Linked DNA regions of Homo sapiens: region 2 is linked to region 1. Evidence: read pairs that join two places in POLR2A ChIA-PET (ENCODE). Cell type or tissue: Panc1. All regions are shown on one strand. Each heading gives the region's core, and the rest is flanking DNA. Links, peaks and the distances in the headings are about the cores only.

Region 1 (8,271 bases), core at 2,252-6,251:
TCAAGCATCTGTTTAACCAAGCACATCTTGCACCGCCCTTAATCCATTTAACCCTGAGTGGACGCAGCACATGTTTCAGAGAGCACAGGGTTGGGGATAAGGTCACAGATCAACAGGATCCCAAGGCAGAAGAATTTTTCTTAGTACAGAGCAAAATGAAAAGTCTCCCATGTCTACTTCTATCCACACAGACCCGGCAACCATCCGATTTCTCAATTTTTTCCCCACCCTTCCCGCCTTTCTATTCCACAAAACCGCCATTGTCATCATGGCCCATCCCCAATGAGCCGCTGGGCACACCTCCCAGACGGGGTCGTGGCCAGGCAGAGGGGCTCCTCACTTCCCAGTAGGGGCGGCCGGGCAGAAGCGCCCCTCACCTCCCGGATGGGGCGGCTGGCCGGGCGGGGGCTGACCCCCCACCACCCTCCCGGACGGGGCGGCTGGCCAGGCAGAGCGGCTCCTCACTTCCCAGTAGGGGCGGCCGGGCAGAGGCGCCCCTCACCTCCTGGATAGGGCGGCTGGCCGGGCGGGGGGCTGTCCCCCCTACCTCCCTCCCGGACGGGGCGGCTGGCCGGGCAGAGGGGTCCTCACTTCCCAGTAGGGGCGGCCGGGCAGAGGCGCCCCTCACCTCCCGGACGGGGCGGCCGGCCGGAAGGGGGGCTGACCCCCTCCACCTCCCTCCCGGACGGGGCGGCTGGCCGACCCCCGCCCGCCTCCCTCCCGGACTGGGCGGCTGGCCGGGCAGAGGAGCTCCTCACTTTCCAGTAGGGGCGGCCGGGCAGAGGCGCCCCTCACCTCCCGGACGGGGCGGCTGGCCAGGCGGGGGGCTGATCCCCCCACCTCCCTCCCGGACGGGGCGGCTGGCCGGGCGGGGGGCTGACCCCCCCACCTCCCTCCCGGATGGGGCGGCTGGCCAGGCGGGGGGCTGATCCCCCCACCTCCCTCCCGGACGGGGCGGCTGGCCGGGCAGGGGGCTGACCCCCCACCTCCCTCCCGGACTGGGCGGCTGGCCGGGCGGGGGGCTGACCCCCCCACCTCCCTCCCGGACGGGGCGGCTGGCCGGGCAGAGGGGTCCTCACTTCCCAGTAGGGGCAGCCGGGCAGAGGCGCCCCTCACCTCCCGGACGGGGGCTGACCCCCCCACCTCCCTCCCGGACGGGGCGGCTGGCCGACCCCCCACCCCCGCCTCCCTCCCGGACGGGGCGGCTGGCCGGGCAGAGGGGCTCCTCACTTCCCAGTAGGGGCGGCCGGGCAGAGGAGCCCCTCACCTCCCGGACGGGGCGGCTGGCCGGGCGGGGGGCTGACCCCCCCCACCTCCCTCCCGGACGGGGTGGCTGCCGGGCGGAGACGCTCCTCACTTCCCAGACGGGGTGGTTGCCGGACGGAGGGGCTCCTCACTTCTCAGACGGGGCGGTTGCCAGGCAGAGGGTTTCCTCACTTCTCAGACGGAGCGGCCGGGCAGAGACGCTCCTCACCTCCCAGACAGGGTTGCGGCCCAGCAGAGGCGCTCCTCACATCCCAGACAGGGCGGTGGGGCAGAGGTGCTCCCCACATCTCAGACGATGGGCAGCCGCGCAGAGACGCTCCTCACTTCCTAGATGGGATGGAGGCGGGGAAGAGGCGCTCCTCACTTTCCAGACTGGGCAGCCAGGCAGAGGGGCTCCTCATATCCCAGACGATGGGCGGCCAGGCAGAGACGCTCCTCACTTCCCAGACAGGGTGGCGGCCGGGCAGAGGCTGCAATCTCGGCTCTTTGGGAGGCCAAGGCAGGCGGCTGGGAGGTGGTTGTAGCGAGCCGAGATCACGCCACTGCACTCCAGCCTGGGCACCATTGAGCACTGAGTGAACGAGACTCCATCTGCAATCCCGGCACCTCGGGAGGCCGAGGCTGGCGGATCACTCGCGGTTAGGAGCTGGAGACCAGCCCGGCCAACACAGCGAAACCCCGTCTCCACCAAAAAAAAACGAAAACCAGTCAGGCGTGGCGGCGCGCGCCTGCAATCGCAGGCACTCGGCAGGCTGAGGCAGGAGAATCAGGCAGGGAGGTTGCAGTGAGCCGAGATGGCAGCAGTACCGTCCAGCTTTGGCTCGGCATCAGAGGGAGACCGTGGAGGGAGAGGGAGGGGGAGGGGGAGGGGGAGGGGGAGAGGGAGAGGGAGAGGGAGTATACCATAAATTTTTAAATTCCCCATAACTCTTCCTTATTCCACTTAACCACTTTATCTTAAATTACTCATGTTTGCTTCAGTAGCACATATACTAAAGTTGGAACGATAGATTGGCATGGCCTCTGTGCAAGAATGACATGCAAATTTGTGAATCATTCCATATGTTTTTAAAAAGAAAAAAATTACATCCGGATTTTCACTGTGTACATATGACCTTTTGTTTAGGTTGAATTATATCCAAAGATGGTATTTCCAGAAGTGAGATTACTGTGAGTCACAGGGCATGAGCATTCTTATTACACTTGATGTAAATTGTCAAGTTTTCAGGCATGGTGGCTGTCTGCTTATAATTCCAGCACTTTCAGAGGCTGAGGTGGGAGGACTGCTTGAGCCCAGTAAGTTGTGGCTGCAGTGAGCCATAACTGCACCACTGCACCGCTGCACTCCAGTCTGGGCAAGAGAGTGAGATAGAAGGTTGACTTTTTAATAGAATTTTTCTGTTCACTTAAAGATATGGCCAGGACTGTGCTATATGAAAATTTTCATAAAATAATTATCTCATCCAATTAATGTTGGAATTGGGAACAGAAAATGTTTTGGTGACTATTTATTCCTTCACTTGCTGTTATAGAAACTATTGCCAGTGGGCACTTAACAACGAAGTGTCATCTCTGAGCTACTCACAATGAAAGGTGATGTCTGGGGCCCAGGTGTGTTGAGGTCCCCATGTCTGGGCTATGGGTGCTGAGTGGGACTTACTTGTCCATCCATTTTCTGTATTCCAGCACTGGGAAACTTGCGTTTATCCATCTTGATAAAAGGTCATTTAAATTCCACCTGGCAAAAACCACAAATGGAAAAAAGGCCATGAAACTACAGGCTAGCCCTTGTTCTCAAAAGAATATTTAGCTAAGGTGGTTCTGTAAAAGAGGAATCACATTGTTGAAAACTCATCGCAGGTCAGGTGAGGTGGCTCACACCTGTAATCCCAGCCCATTGGGAGACTAAGGCAGGAGGATATCCCGTGAGGCCAGAAATTCAAGACCAGCCTGAGCAACAGAGCGAAACCTCATCTCTGCAAAAAATTAGAAAATGAGCTGGGTGTGGTGGCACATTCCTATAGTCCCAGTTACTTTGGAGGCTGAAGTGGGAGGATCAAAGTGGAAGCTGCAGAAGTAGAAGCTGCAGTGAGCTCTGATCTCACCACTGCACTCCAGCCTGGGTGACAGAGTGAGACCCTGTCTCAACATACACACACACACACAAACACACACACACACACACACACCCCTCATCTCAGTCTGCCCAGCCTTGACTAGTGAAAAGGGTCTTCTGGTTACAGAAGAGGTATGCTCTTTTTTAGGACAGGGAGGGACCAGCAAGCTTGTTCACAGCCTTTCCCTCATTCTCTGCTTAGTTTTCCAAGAACCTTCAGGTGGAAAGGGAGTCCCTGGAGAAAAGACCTAACTCATCAGGTTACCAAAGGAGAAATATGCATCCTTTGTCAATTAATAAATGGAACACCTGCCTTAAAAACCAGGGAGTTCTGCTAGGGTGAATCACTCCCTACGACCCTGACCTATGTAGGGAACATAAAAACCTGGAGTTTGGGGACCTATAATATTGAAGGCCACATTGCAGTTGTGGAGACCTTACCAAAGTACAGCCTTTCCACAAGCAACTACCAAACACCAGCTGCCTCTCTCCATGGGGCACAGCTGTATCTCTGGCTCTCGTTTCCCCCGGAGATGCTCTATTCCAGCCTTCTCTTACATTTTGTATCCCGCACAGTTCCTGGCATAAGGACTTACAACATAGCAGGCTGCTATGTTAATGGTGATATACTGCAGATCCAACCTGAAATTCCAGCAGGGCGCTTTGTGTTTGAGAAATTAAAGGGGAGAGAATGGACCCAGCCTGCTAGAATATAAAAAATTTAAAGAAGAAAAAAATATTAAAATAAAATTTTCTCCTAAAGAGCACTCAAAAGCACACTCCCACCAATGCTGGATCTATTTATCTCTCTCTTGCTTTTTTCTTTCTGAGATAGGGTCTCACTCTGTCACTCAGACTGGAGTGCAATGGCAAGATCACCGCTTACTGTAGCTTTCAATTCCTGGGCTCAAGCTATCCTCCCACTTCAGCCTCCCGAGTAGCTGCGATTGCAGGTGCATGCCACCATGCCTGGCTAATTTTTAAATTTTTTGTAGAGATGGGGTCTCACTATGGCCCAGACTGGTCTTGAACTCCTGGGTCAAACTAATCCTCCTGCCTTGGCCTAGTGCTAGGATTATAGGCTTTAGCCACTGAGCCCAGTCTATTTATCTTTCTATAACTCACATATTAAATCTTCCTCCTTAAATCACCTCCTACCCACCCATCTGCAGGGACAGCAAACACAGGTCTCAGAGGGTCAGGCAACCTACAGGAGGGAATGAGGCCAGAGTAATATGGGAGACCGGGGGGAACTGTAGCAAACTGCAAGGTATTCACTTCAACAGTTCTTCAACACTGTGATGGTCAAACCAAACACAGAAACAGGAAGCCCAGTTCAATCACCAGCAGCCAATGTGGGATATTTGATCCACATGCTACAGGGCAAACTGCTTACGATAAATGACCTGGTCTCCACCAACCTGCTCTTGAAGTCTAGCCGCTCCTGCCCAACTTCCTACACTCTACTGACATGACCCACATTCACAGTACTCTCCTGAAACTTTGCTTGTTCACTCTTTTATTTTCCCAACGAATATTTTTCTTTTTCTTTTTTTTACTTTTTTTGAGACACAGTCCCCTTCTGTCACACAGGCTGAAGTACAGCAGGATGATTATGGCTCACTGCAGCTTCCATCACCTGGGCTCAAGTGATCCTCCCACCTTAGCCTCCCAAGTAGTTGATATTACAGCCATGTAACACCACACCCAGCTAAATTTATTATTTTTTCTTTTTCTTTTTTTTTTTTTCAGACGGAGTCTCGCTCTGTCGCCCAGACTGGAGTGCAGTGGCATGATCTCGGCTCTCTGCAACCTCTGCCTCCTGGGTTCAAGCGATTCTCTTTCCTCAGCCTTCCGAGTAGCTGGGATTACAGGTGTGTGCCACTATGCCCGACTAACTTTTATATTTTTAGTAGAGACAGGGTTTCACCATGTTCGCCAGGCTGGTCTTGAACTCCTGACCTCAGGTGATCTGCCCACCTCAGCCTCCCAAAGTGCTGGGATTACAGGTGTGAGCCACCGTGCCTGGCCAGTTTATTATTTTTTCTAGAGACAGGGTCTCACTATGTTGCCCAGACTGGCCTTGAACTCCTGGGCACAAGTAATCCTCTGGCCCCCACCTCCCAAAGAGCTGGGATTACAGGATTGCACCAACACATCAGGCCCTAACAAACACTTCTTGAGCTCCTACTAAATACCAGGCACTATAATAGGTGCCCAGGAAACAGCAGTGAACAAGGTATAAGAGTTTCTGCCCTTGGCCGGGCGTGGTGGCTCACGCCTGTAATCCCAGCACTTTGGGAAGCTGAGGCAGGTGAATCACCTCAAGTCAGGAGTTCGAGACCAGCCTGACAAACATGGTGAAACCCTGTCTCTACTAAAAGTACAAAAATTAGCAAGGCATGGTTGTGCATGTCTGTAATCCCAGCTACAGCTACTCGGGAGGCTGAGGCAGGAGAATCGCTTCAACCCAGGAGGCGGAGGTTGCAATGAGCTGAGGCGCTGCACTCCAGCCTGGGCAACAAGAGTGAAACTCCGTATCAAAAAAAAAAAAAAAAAAAAAGTTTCTGCCCTCGCAGAGCTTATAGGGTAGCAGGAAATTGATATAGCTTGAACGTTTGTCTCTTCCAAATCTTATTGAAATTGAATCCCTAATGTTGGAGGTGGGGCCTGGTGGGAGGTGTGTGAGTCATGAGGGCAGATCCCTCATGAATGGCTTGGTGCCCTCCCCAAGGTAATGAGTGAGTTCTCTCTCTACTAGTTCACATGAGAGCTGATTGTTTAAAGAGCCTGGCACCTCCTCCCCTCTCCCTTGCTCCCTCTTCTCAACAAGTGACATGCCGGCTCCTCCTTCATCTTCCGCCATGAGAGGAAGCCTCCTGAGGTCCTCACCAGCAGATGCTGGTACTATGCTTTTTTTTTTTTCCTGAGACAGAGTCTCACTCTGACACTCAGGCGAGAGAGCAGTAGTGTAATTATGGCTCACTGCAACCCTGACATCCCGGGCTAAAGAGGTCTTTTTACCTTAGCCTTTCAAGTAGCTGAAATCACAGGCATGCATCAGTGTACCATCATACTTGGCTATTTTTTTTTTTATTTTTAGCAGAGACAAGATCTTATCATGTTTCCCAGGCTGCTTTTGAACTTCTGGGCTCAAGCAATCCTCCTGCTTCAGCGTCCCAAAGTGCCGGGATTACAGGTGTGGGCCACTGCTCCCAGCCTGGCACCATGCTACTTGTATAGTCTGCAGGACTGTGAGCCAAATAAACTGTTTTTCTTTATAAACTACCCAGCCTGAGGTGTTTCCTTACAGCAATGCAAAATGGACTAACCTAGGAATCACAGGCCAACACTTACCAGACTGTGATGAGCACATGACAATAGTACAGACTGGGACTGAAACATTCCCCAGGGGCTTCTTGTTGCATCATAGAGAGTAGGGTGAGACATCTTGGCTGAGGCTAAAGATGAGCAAAGATGAGAGTGAAAGAGTGATGATGGAGGTAGGGAGAGGGATTCCTGAAGGACCAGTGAAGTCCCCCAAGGAAACTGACATTCCTGTGGCTGGAGGGTAGGGATTTGGGGAGGCTGGTGCAGGATAAAACTGGGAAGGTGAGCAGAGGCCAGCTCTTACCAGGCCCTGTGGCCAAATTAGTTTGGACTTTGTCTTAAAGGCAATGGGCAGTCACCAGCAGGTTTTAATCAAGAACTATTTTGATCCAAATTTGCCTTTTAGGAGAATTCCTCTGGCTTCAGTGAACAGGCCGAAGTGAGCAAGCCTAATAGGAAGACAATTGGAGGCCCTCACAATAAACCAGTGTAAAAGAGAATAGGGCCGGGCATGGTGGCTCCTGCCTGTAATCTCAAAACTTTAGAAGTCCAAGGTGGGTGGATGGCTTGAGCCCAGGAGTTTGAGACCAGCCAGAGCAATGTGATGAAACACATCTCTACAAAACACAAAAATTAGTTGGGCATGATGGCTCGTACCTGTTGTCCCAGCTACCCCAGAGTCTGAGGCAGAAGGATAGCTTGAGCCTGAGAGGTTGAGACTGCAGTGAGCCAAGATCAAACCACTGTGCTCCAGCCTGGGCAACACAGGAAGACTGTCTCAAAAAAAAAAAAAAAAAAGAAAAGAGAAAAAGTTCCCATTCTTCACTTATTAGTGCCCTAACATTATCATGAGAACCCTGGTGACACAGTGAATTCAACTGTCATGGTAATTCAGCAACCAACACGTTTAATAATTATTGATTACCAATTGATATTGATTACCAATAATATCACCCCTGTGGATACAAGAAATAAGGAATTGTGTTTGTGCTATCATGGGAGCTCTCTGGATCTCAGACCATGACTTATGCTGAGAGGTAAAGACTTGAGCTTTTTGCTTTTCTCTCTGTAAGTGCTCAAGTGCAGCGGTCTCCAATTTTGGGGGGACCAGGGACCGGTTTTGTGGAAGACAGTTTTTCCATAGACTAGGGGCAGCGAAGGTCAGTTTTGGGATATATAAAGCACATTACATTTATTGTGCACTTTATTTCTATTATTATTACATTGTAGCATATAACAAAATAATTACATAACTCACCATAATGTAGAATGAGTGGGAGTCTTGACCTTCTTTTCCTGCAACTAGATGGTCCCATCTGGGGGTGATGGGAGACAATGACAGTTCATCAGGCATTAGATTCTCCTAAGGACAGAGCAAGATAGATCCCTTGCATGCACAGTTCACAATAGGGTTCGTGCTCACATGAGAATCTAATGTTGCCACTGATCTGACAGAAGGCAGAGATCAGGTGGTAATGTGGGGAGCGGCTGTAAATACAGATGAAGCTTCGCTCACCCACCCTTACTCACCTCCTGTTGTGTGGCCCAGTACAGGCCTG
Region 2 (8,271 bases), core at 2,373-6,372, 210 kb before region 1:
GAGAGGTTGAGGCTGTAGTGAGCCAAGATGGTGCCACTGCACTCCAGGGTGACACAGAGACCCGGTCTCAAAAACAAACAAACAAAAGAATAGACAAAATAACCACTGAGAAATCTGTGAAGAATAAGAGTGAGTAGGCCGGGTGTGGTGGCTCACGCCTGTAATCCCAGCATTTTGGGAGGCTGAGGCAGGTGGATCACGAGGTCAGGAGATCGAGACCTTCCTGGCTAACACAGTGAAACCCCATCTCTACTAAAAATACAAAAAATTAGCCAGGCGTGGTGGCGGGCACCTGTAGTCCCAGCTACTCGGAAGGTTGAGGCAGGAGAATGGCGTGAACCTGGGAGGTAGAGCTTGCAGTGAGCAGAGATCGCGCCACTGCACTCCAGCCTGGATGACAGAGTGAGACTCCTCAAAAAAAAAAAAAAAAGTAATAAGCCGGGTGCAGTGGCTCATCCCTGTAATCCCAGCACTTTGGAAGGCCAAGGCGGGCAGACCACCTGAGGTCAAGAGTTGGAGAACAACAACAAAAAAAAAAGAGCTGGAGAACAGCCTGACCAACATTAAGAAACCCCATCTCTATTAAAAATACAAAATTAGCCGGCCGTAGTGGCGCATGCCTGTAATCTAATCCCAGCTACTCGGGAGGCTGAGGCAGGAGAATCGCTTAAATCCGGGAGGTGGAGGTTGCAGTGAGCCGAGATCATGCCATTGCACTCCAGCCTGTGCAACAAGAGCAAAACTCTGTCTCAAAAAATAAAGAGTAATAACAGAGATTCTTCCTCTTATGTGGAAAAATACGTTGTAAAACTGTAATCATGTGTAACACCAGAATGAGAATAGATAAATCATTGAGGTATATATACATATACACATATATATATAAGTCTCGGGAGAAAATGGACTTATGTAAACACTCACACTTTACATCCAAGTTAATAACAAATGCATTAAAGAGTTAAACTGATTTGTTAATCCATTAAAATACTAGAGAGAAAGTATTTATTTATTTATTTATTTAGAGACAGAGTCTTGCTCTGTCACCCAGGCTGGAGTGCAGTGGCACAATCATAGCTCACTGCAGACTTAACCTCCTGGGTTCAAGCAATTCTCCCTCCTCAGCCTCTCCAATAGCTGGGAGTACAGGCACCTGCCCCTGCACCTGGCTACTTTTTTTCTTTTTTTGAGACTGAGTCTCCTTCTGTCACCCAGGCTGGAGTGCAGTGGTGCAATCTTAGCTTACTACAACCTCCACCTCACAGGTTCAAGCGATTCTCATGCTCAGCCTCCTGAGTGGCTGGGATTACTGGTGCATACCACCACATCTGGCTAATTATTGTATTTTTGGTAGAGACCAGATTTTGCCAGGTTGGCCAGGCTGCTCTTGAACTCCTGACCTCAAGTGGTCTGCCCACCTCGGCCTCCCAAAGTGCTGGGATTACAGGTGTGAGCCATTACACCGAGCCTACAACTTGCTGATTTTTTTTTTCTTTTGAGATGGACTATTGCTCTGTCGCCCAGGCTGGATTGCAGTGGCACGATCTTGGCTCACTGCAACCTCTGCCTCCTGGGTTCAAGTGATCCTTCTGCTTCAGCCTCTCGAATAGCTGGGATTACAGATGTGCACCACCACACCCGGCTAATTTTTGTATTTTTAGTAGAGATGGGGTTTTACCATCTTGGCCAGGCTGTTCTTGAACTCCTGACCTTGTGATCCACCCACCTCGCCCTCCCAGAGTCGCCCGGCCACCTGGCTGATTTTTTAAACTTATTTTTTAGAGATGAGATCTCACTATACTACCCAGGCTGGTCTTGAACTTCTGGCCTCAGATGATCCTCCTGCCTGGGCCTCCCAAAATTCTGGGATTACAGACATGAGTCACCCACACCCAGCTGGAAAATATGTATCAAATGTTATGATGGAAAAGAACTTCCTAAGTTTAATAACATTGGAATAACTCCCAAATAAAAAGATAAATAGCTTTGCCTTTGTAAACAGAACTTATGTAGTTAACACAGAAAGCCAAAGGCAAATAGTCATCTTAGCCATTGTACTGGTAAAGTTTGTCATCTGCTTACTTGTAAGGAGAGGAAATGTCCTGGTGGAAACTCTCTAACTTGCCTAAGTATGCTTTGTTTGTTTGTTTGTTTGTTTGTTTTGAAGACAGAGTCTCACTCTGTCTCTATTGCCCAGGCTGGAGTGCAGTGGTGTGATCTTGGCTCACTGCAACCCTCTACCTCCTGGGTTCGTGCAATTCTCCTGCCTCAGCCACCCAGGTAGCTAGGATTACTGGCATGCACCATCATGCCTGGCTAATTTTTGTATTTTTAGTAGAGACAGGGTTTCACCATGTTAGCCAGGCTGGTCTCAAACTCCTGACCTCAAGTGATCTGGCTGCTTCAGCCTCCTAAAGTGCTGGGATTACAGGTGTGAGCCACTGTGCCCAGCCTTGGCTAAGTGTGCTTTCTTTCCCAGGCCACATTTAACATTCCAGCAATACAGCTCACTTCTGAGGGAGCAAAACTATTCAAGCTAGGCCAGGCATGGTGGCTCACACCTGTAGTTCCAGCTACTCAGGAGGCTCAGGCAGGAGGATCACTTGAGGCCAGGATTTAGAGACCAGCCTAGGCAACATAGTGAGACCACATCTCTACAAAAAAATAAAAAATAGCCAGGCGTGGTGTCGCACACCCATAGAGTCTCAGCTACCCAGGAGGCTGAAGCAGGAGGATTGTTTGAGCTCTCAGGAGGTGGAGACAGTTGAGTGCTGTGATTGTGCCACTGTACTCCAGTCTGGGTGACAGAGTAAGACCCTGCCTCTGAAAAAAAGAAAAAGAAAGATTCTTAAGAAAACCAAGTGCAAAAAATAGGTCACAAGAGTTTTATATAAGTGAAAATAAAATAAACCACTCCAAATCGAGTGGCTTGAGACAATAAACATTTGTTTTTTCCCTTGTTTTATGAGTCTAAATGTTTTATGGCTGGCTCTGAATAGTCAGGGACTGTCTCACTCACATCTGGTAGCTGGCAGGCTGATGGTTCTAAGGGGTCCTCAACTGGGACAGTTCATCTCTGTTCCAGGTGGTCTCTCATCTCCCAAAAGGGCTGGCCCAGGCTTCTTCTCATGGCATTTTTTTTTTTTTTTTTTGAGATGGAGTCTCACTCGTCGCCCAGGCTGGAGTGCAGTGGTGCTATCTTGGCTCACTGCAAGCTCCGCCTCCCAGGTTCACGCCATTCTCCTGCCTCAGCCTCCTGAGTAGCTGGGACTACAGGCGCCCGCCACCATGCCTGGCTAATTTTTTGTATTTTTAGTAGAGACGGGGTTTCACCGTGTTAGCCAGGATGGTCTCGATCTCCTGACCTTGTGATCCACCCGTCTCGGCTTCCCAAAGTGCTGGGATTACAGGCGTGAGCCACCGCGCCAGGCCTCTCATGGCATTTTTGCAGCTCTAAAGAGCGGCAAGAGAACGTGCCCCAAAGTGCAAGCCCTTTTCAAGCCTCTCCTGGCTTCACAATTGCTAAGTTTCCATTGACCAATGCAAGACCGAATGACCAAGCCCAGAGTCCGCAGGGGAGGGTATTACACAAGGCTGGAATACAGGAGGATGTGAACACAAGAGGCCTTCACTATAAGAATCTACCTCAAGTATGTGTATTTATTTGAGACACAGTGTCTCTCTGTTGCCCAGGCTGGAGTGCAGTGGCGCAATCTCAGCTCACTGCAACTTCCGCTTCCCAGGTTCAAGAGATTCTCCTGCCTCAGCTTCCTCAGTAGCTGGAATTACAGGTGCCTGCCACCACACCCAGCTAATTTTTGCATCTTTTTATTTTAATTTTTGAGACACAGCCTCACTCTGTTGCCCAGGCTGGAGTGCAGTGGCGCAGTCTTGGCTCACTGCAACCTCTGCCTCCCAGGTTCAAGTGATTCTCCTGCCTCAGCCTCCCCAGTGGCTGGGATTACAGGCACCCACCACCAAGCCTGGCTAGCTTTTGTAGTTTTAGTAGAGACAGGGTTTCACCATGTTGGCCAGGCTGGTTTCCAAATCCAGACCTCAAGTGATCTGCCTGTTACCTTCCAAAGTTCTGGGATTACTGGTGTGAGCCACTATACTTGGCCTCAAGTATGTTTATGGACCTTAAATCAATTTAATTTAGATTCTGAGTACTCAGGATTGAGCTGGTGAGAAATTCAATCCTGATCATTTTTAGATGATTTCGCTAAACTGTACCTGACCATGGCTGTGCCATGGGGGACCCCTACAGTTGTTGATTGATTGTCCACACTGGTCAGAAGCATAGCTTGGTGGGGGTGTGGTGTATAGAAGGGCAAGTCATTGCCTTCCCTGAGAACATTCTCCAAAAGCAGCACTAAGATTTACTTTGCCATGGGTTGGGTTTCCCAGGAAGCCAAACTTGAGTTAGAGATTAGTGTGCAAGTGATTCATTAGGGAATGCATATGAGATCACCAGTTAAGCCAGGAGTGCTTCAACAAGGCCTTGAAAGTCTGGTGGGGAGGCAGAAGAGATAAGAGGTTTCTCAGACATAGTAAAGATTGATCTGGGGCCGGGCATGATGGGTCACACCTGTAATCCTAGCACTTTCCAAGGCTGAGGCGGGAGGATCACTTGAGGCCAGAAGTTTGAGAGCAGCCAGGCAACATAGCGAGACCTTGTCTCTATCAAAAATAATTTTTTTTTTGAGATAGAGTTTCACTCTTGTTGCCCAGGCTGGAGTGCAATGGCACAATCTCGGCTCACTGCAAACTCTGCCACCTGGGTTCAAGTGATTCTCCCGCCTCAGCCTTCTGAGTAGCTGGGATTACAGGCACCTGCCACCACGCCCAGCTAATTTTTGTGTTTTTAGTAGAGACAGGGCTTCATCATGTTGGCCAGGCTGGTCTCGAACTCCTGACCTCAAGTGATCTGCCAGTCTTGGCCTCCCAAAGTGCTGGGATTACAGGTATGAGCCAACATGCCCAGCCCCCAAACTTTTTTTTAAATTAGTCTGGTATGATGGCATGTGCCTGTAATTCTAGTTACTTGGGAGGCTTAGGTTGGCAGCATCATGTGACCCCAGGAGTTCAATGCTGCAGTGAGCTATGATGACACCACTGCACTCCAGCCTGGTCAATAAAGAGCGAGACTCTGTCTCAAAACAAAACAAAAAACCGCCCCCCCAAAAAAAACAGATTGCTCTGGAACACAGCTGGGAAGCCTGAAGCCTGACTTTAAAGAAAGGGGCTGTGCGTGGCTGACTTCTGATCTCTTGGGATTGGAGTACAGGAAGGGAAGAGAAAAAAAAGTGGAACAGAAAAGGTCTTGTTTGAGTGTGACTGTTGTGAGCTGGTGTCAAATTTGTTGGATGTTTAACGCTGCCAGCTCTTTGGTATTTTGGTGTGTTGGTGAGTTTTCTGAGGCTCTCCTCCCTTCAGTCACTGGGTGTCTATTACCTTCAGTCTCATTGATGAAAGCAAATACCTTTCCATTCTGTCTCACCCCTTAAGTCCTTCCGCAGCCCTCTAGGAAACTAGTGATAACCTTCAGCTTCTCTCTGTTGAGATCTATGTGCACCTCCAAATAGCAAAGCCCTTCTGGGTGGGATTTTTTCTTTTTTTGTTTTTGTTTGTTTGTTTTTGAGACAGGGTCTCACTCTGTTGCCCAGGCTGGAGTACAATGGCGTGATCACAGCTCACTGCAGCCTCGACCTTCCAGATTCAGGTGATCCTCCTATCTCAGTCCCCCAGGTAGCTGGGACTACAGGCACACACCACCACATTCAGCTAAAATTTTTTTTAAGAGATGGGGTGGGGGGGGTCTCACTTGTTGCCCAGGCTGGTCTTGAACTCTTGGCCTCAAGTGATCCACCTGCCTTGATCTCCCAAAGTGCTGGGATTACAGGCATGAGCCACTGCACCTGGCTAACCCCTCCAATCTTAAAGCTTAAAACTTACATCTGTTTTATCTGAATTCCTTCCTCAATAAAGGACACCCAAGTCTCTCAAAAAGTATCAAAGACAGCCAGGCATGGTGGTTCACACCTGTAATCCCAGCACTTTGGGAGGCCGAGGCAGGCGGATCACGAGGTCAGGAGGTCGAGACCATCCTGGCTAACACGGTGAAACCCTGTCTCTACTAAAAAAATACAAAAAAATTAGCCAGGCGTGGTGGCGGGCACCTATAGTCTCAGCTACTCTGGAGGCTGAGGCAGGAGAATGGCGTAATCCTGGGAGGCAGAGCTTGCAGTGAGCTGAGATCGCCCCACTGCACTCCAGCCTGGGCGACAGAGACTCCATCTCAAAAAAAAAAAAAAAAAAGTATCAAAGACTTGAAACTCACCAGACCATCGCACCCAGACAATGAGACTCCAGGCCCCTCATTCATCATGATTGCTTCCTTACCCCCTCCCGAGTTCCTCTTTTCTCAGAGGTAGTTACATTTCTTCCCTGCTGTTTAAGCCCCTAATTTTAGTCTGTCAGGGAGATGGATTTGAGACTTGTCTCCCCTCTCCTGGCCTGCAGCACCCAATTAAAGCCTTCTTCTTTGGCAAGAATCATCGTCTCAATGGTTGGCTTTCTGTGCAGCGAGCGGCAGGACCCAGACTGAATCCCTGGGGTTTCAGTAACACACTGATGTAGCCCCCTTGCTACTCAAAGTATGGACCATGGTCCAACAGCACAATCATCATCTGAGAACTTAAGGTAAATTGTCAGGCCCCACCCCAGCCCTGCTGAATCAGAATCTGCATTTTATTTTATTTTATTTTATTTTTTGGATGGAGTCTCACTCTGTCACCCTGCCACTCTGCATGATCTCGGCTCACTGCAACCTCTGCCTCCCAGGTTCAAGTGATTCTCCTGCCTCAGTCAGCCTCCCGAGTAGCTAGGATTACATGCATGGGCCACTGTGCCCAGGTAATTTTTTTTTTTGAGACGGAGTCTTGCTCTGTTGCCCAGGCTGGAGTGCAGTGGTGTGATCTCAGCTCACTGCAAGCTCCGCCTCCTGGATTCACACCATTCTCCTGCCTCAGCCTCCCGAGTAGCTAGGACTACAGGTGCCCGCCACCACGCCCAGCTAATTTTTTGTATTTTTAGTAGAGACGGAGTTTCACCGTGTTAACCAGGATGGTCTGGATCTCCTGACCTCATGATCTGCCAGCCTCGGCTTCCCAAAGTGCTGGGATTACAGGCGTGAGCCACCATGCCTGGCCTTTTTTTTTTTGAGACAGAGTCTTGCACTGTCGCCCAGGCTGGAGTGCAGTGTCTTGATCTCAGCTCACCACAACCTCCAACTTCCAGTTTCAAGCAATTCTCCTGCCTCAGCCTCCTGAGTAGCTAGGATTACAGGTGCCAGCCACCACACCCGGCTAATTTTTGTTTTTTTGTGTTTTTAGTAGAGATGGGGTTTCACCATGTTGGCCAGGCTGGTCTCAAACTCCTTACCTTGTGATCAGCCCGCCTCAGCCTCCCAAAGTGCTGGGATTACAGGTGTGAGCCACCACACCCGGCCTAATTTTTGTATTATTAGTAGAGATGGGGTTTCACCATGTTGGCCAGGCTGTTCTTGAACTCCTGACCTCAAGTGATCCACCTCCTTGGCTTCCCAGAGTGCTGGGATTACAGGTGTGAGCCACCACGCCTGGCCAGAATCTGCATTTTAACAAGATATGATGTGTATGCTCATTAAAGTGAGAAATGCTGGCTTAGCACATTTTCTAGAATGTGATTTTTTGATGATTCCAGTGAAACTGACATTTTTAACAGGAAAAGAAAAAGAAATCAAGGTCGTGGGCTGGCCATATTCTCGCCATGTTCTTTTGCACTGGCCCTCAGTTCAAGCCTTGCGTTAGAATCTCCATGGACTTTCCTCAAACAGCATGAGTCTAGGCCTCAGATCTGATTTGAGGGTTTCAGAGAAGGGGGTCTGTCATCTATGAATTTTGAAGTATCTCTCCAGGTTAAGCTCCCAGTTAAGATTCCCTGATCAGACAGTACAGGGTACTTAGCTGCCTCATACCAAGTTAATTTTTTAAATTGCAAAATTTCTTGAGATATAATATCGGATAAGAAGTGATCCTTGGCTGGGCTTGGTGGCCCATGCCTATAATCACAGTACTTCCGGAGACCAAGGCTGGAGGATTGCTTGAGGCCAGGAATTTGAGACTAGCCTGGGCAATGTAGTGAGACCCCTGTCTCTACAAAACAAACAAACAAAAAAGCTGGGCATGGTGGCACACACTTGTAGTCCTAGCTACTCGGGAGGCTGGAGGCCCA

The links. ChIA-PET counts read pairs that join two places held together with the same protein. Peaks named below come from ENCODE experiments on the same cell type or tissue, not always from the same donor. Only the 100,000 strongest peaks of a DNase experiment are listed, where the experiment ranks them.
Region 2: POLR2A ChIA-PET joins it to region 1 with 5 read pairs; 2 of 35 experiments call an interaction of 5 or more read pairs at or near these places.

What each region holds. Positions count from the first base shown.
Region 1 is chr7:66,392,953-66,401,223 of GRCh38, forward strand. It overlaps LINC00174 (long intergenic non-protein coding RNA 174), which reads right to left and starts at 7,456. Exons shown (of 5, transcript NR_026873.1): 1 at 7,370-7,456; 2 at 6,740-6,843; 3 at 2,927-3,004. It also overlaps the pseudogene LOC124901822. In Panc1, for the core only: no CTCF peak of the experiment used is centred there; no DNase peak of the experiment used is centred there.
Region 2 is chr7:66,179,484-66,187,754 of GRCh38, forward strand. No RefSeq gene overlaps it. Among named protein-coding and RNA genes, the nearest start is that of TPST1, 22 kb to the right of the region's middle. In Panc1, for the core only: no CTCF peak of the experiment used is centred there; a DNase peak (open chromatin) is centred at 4,446.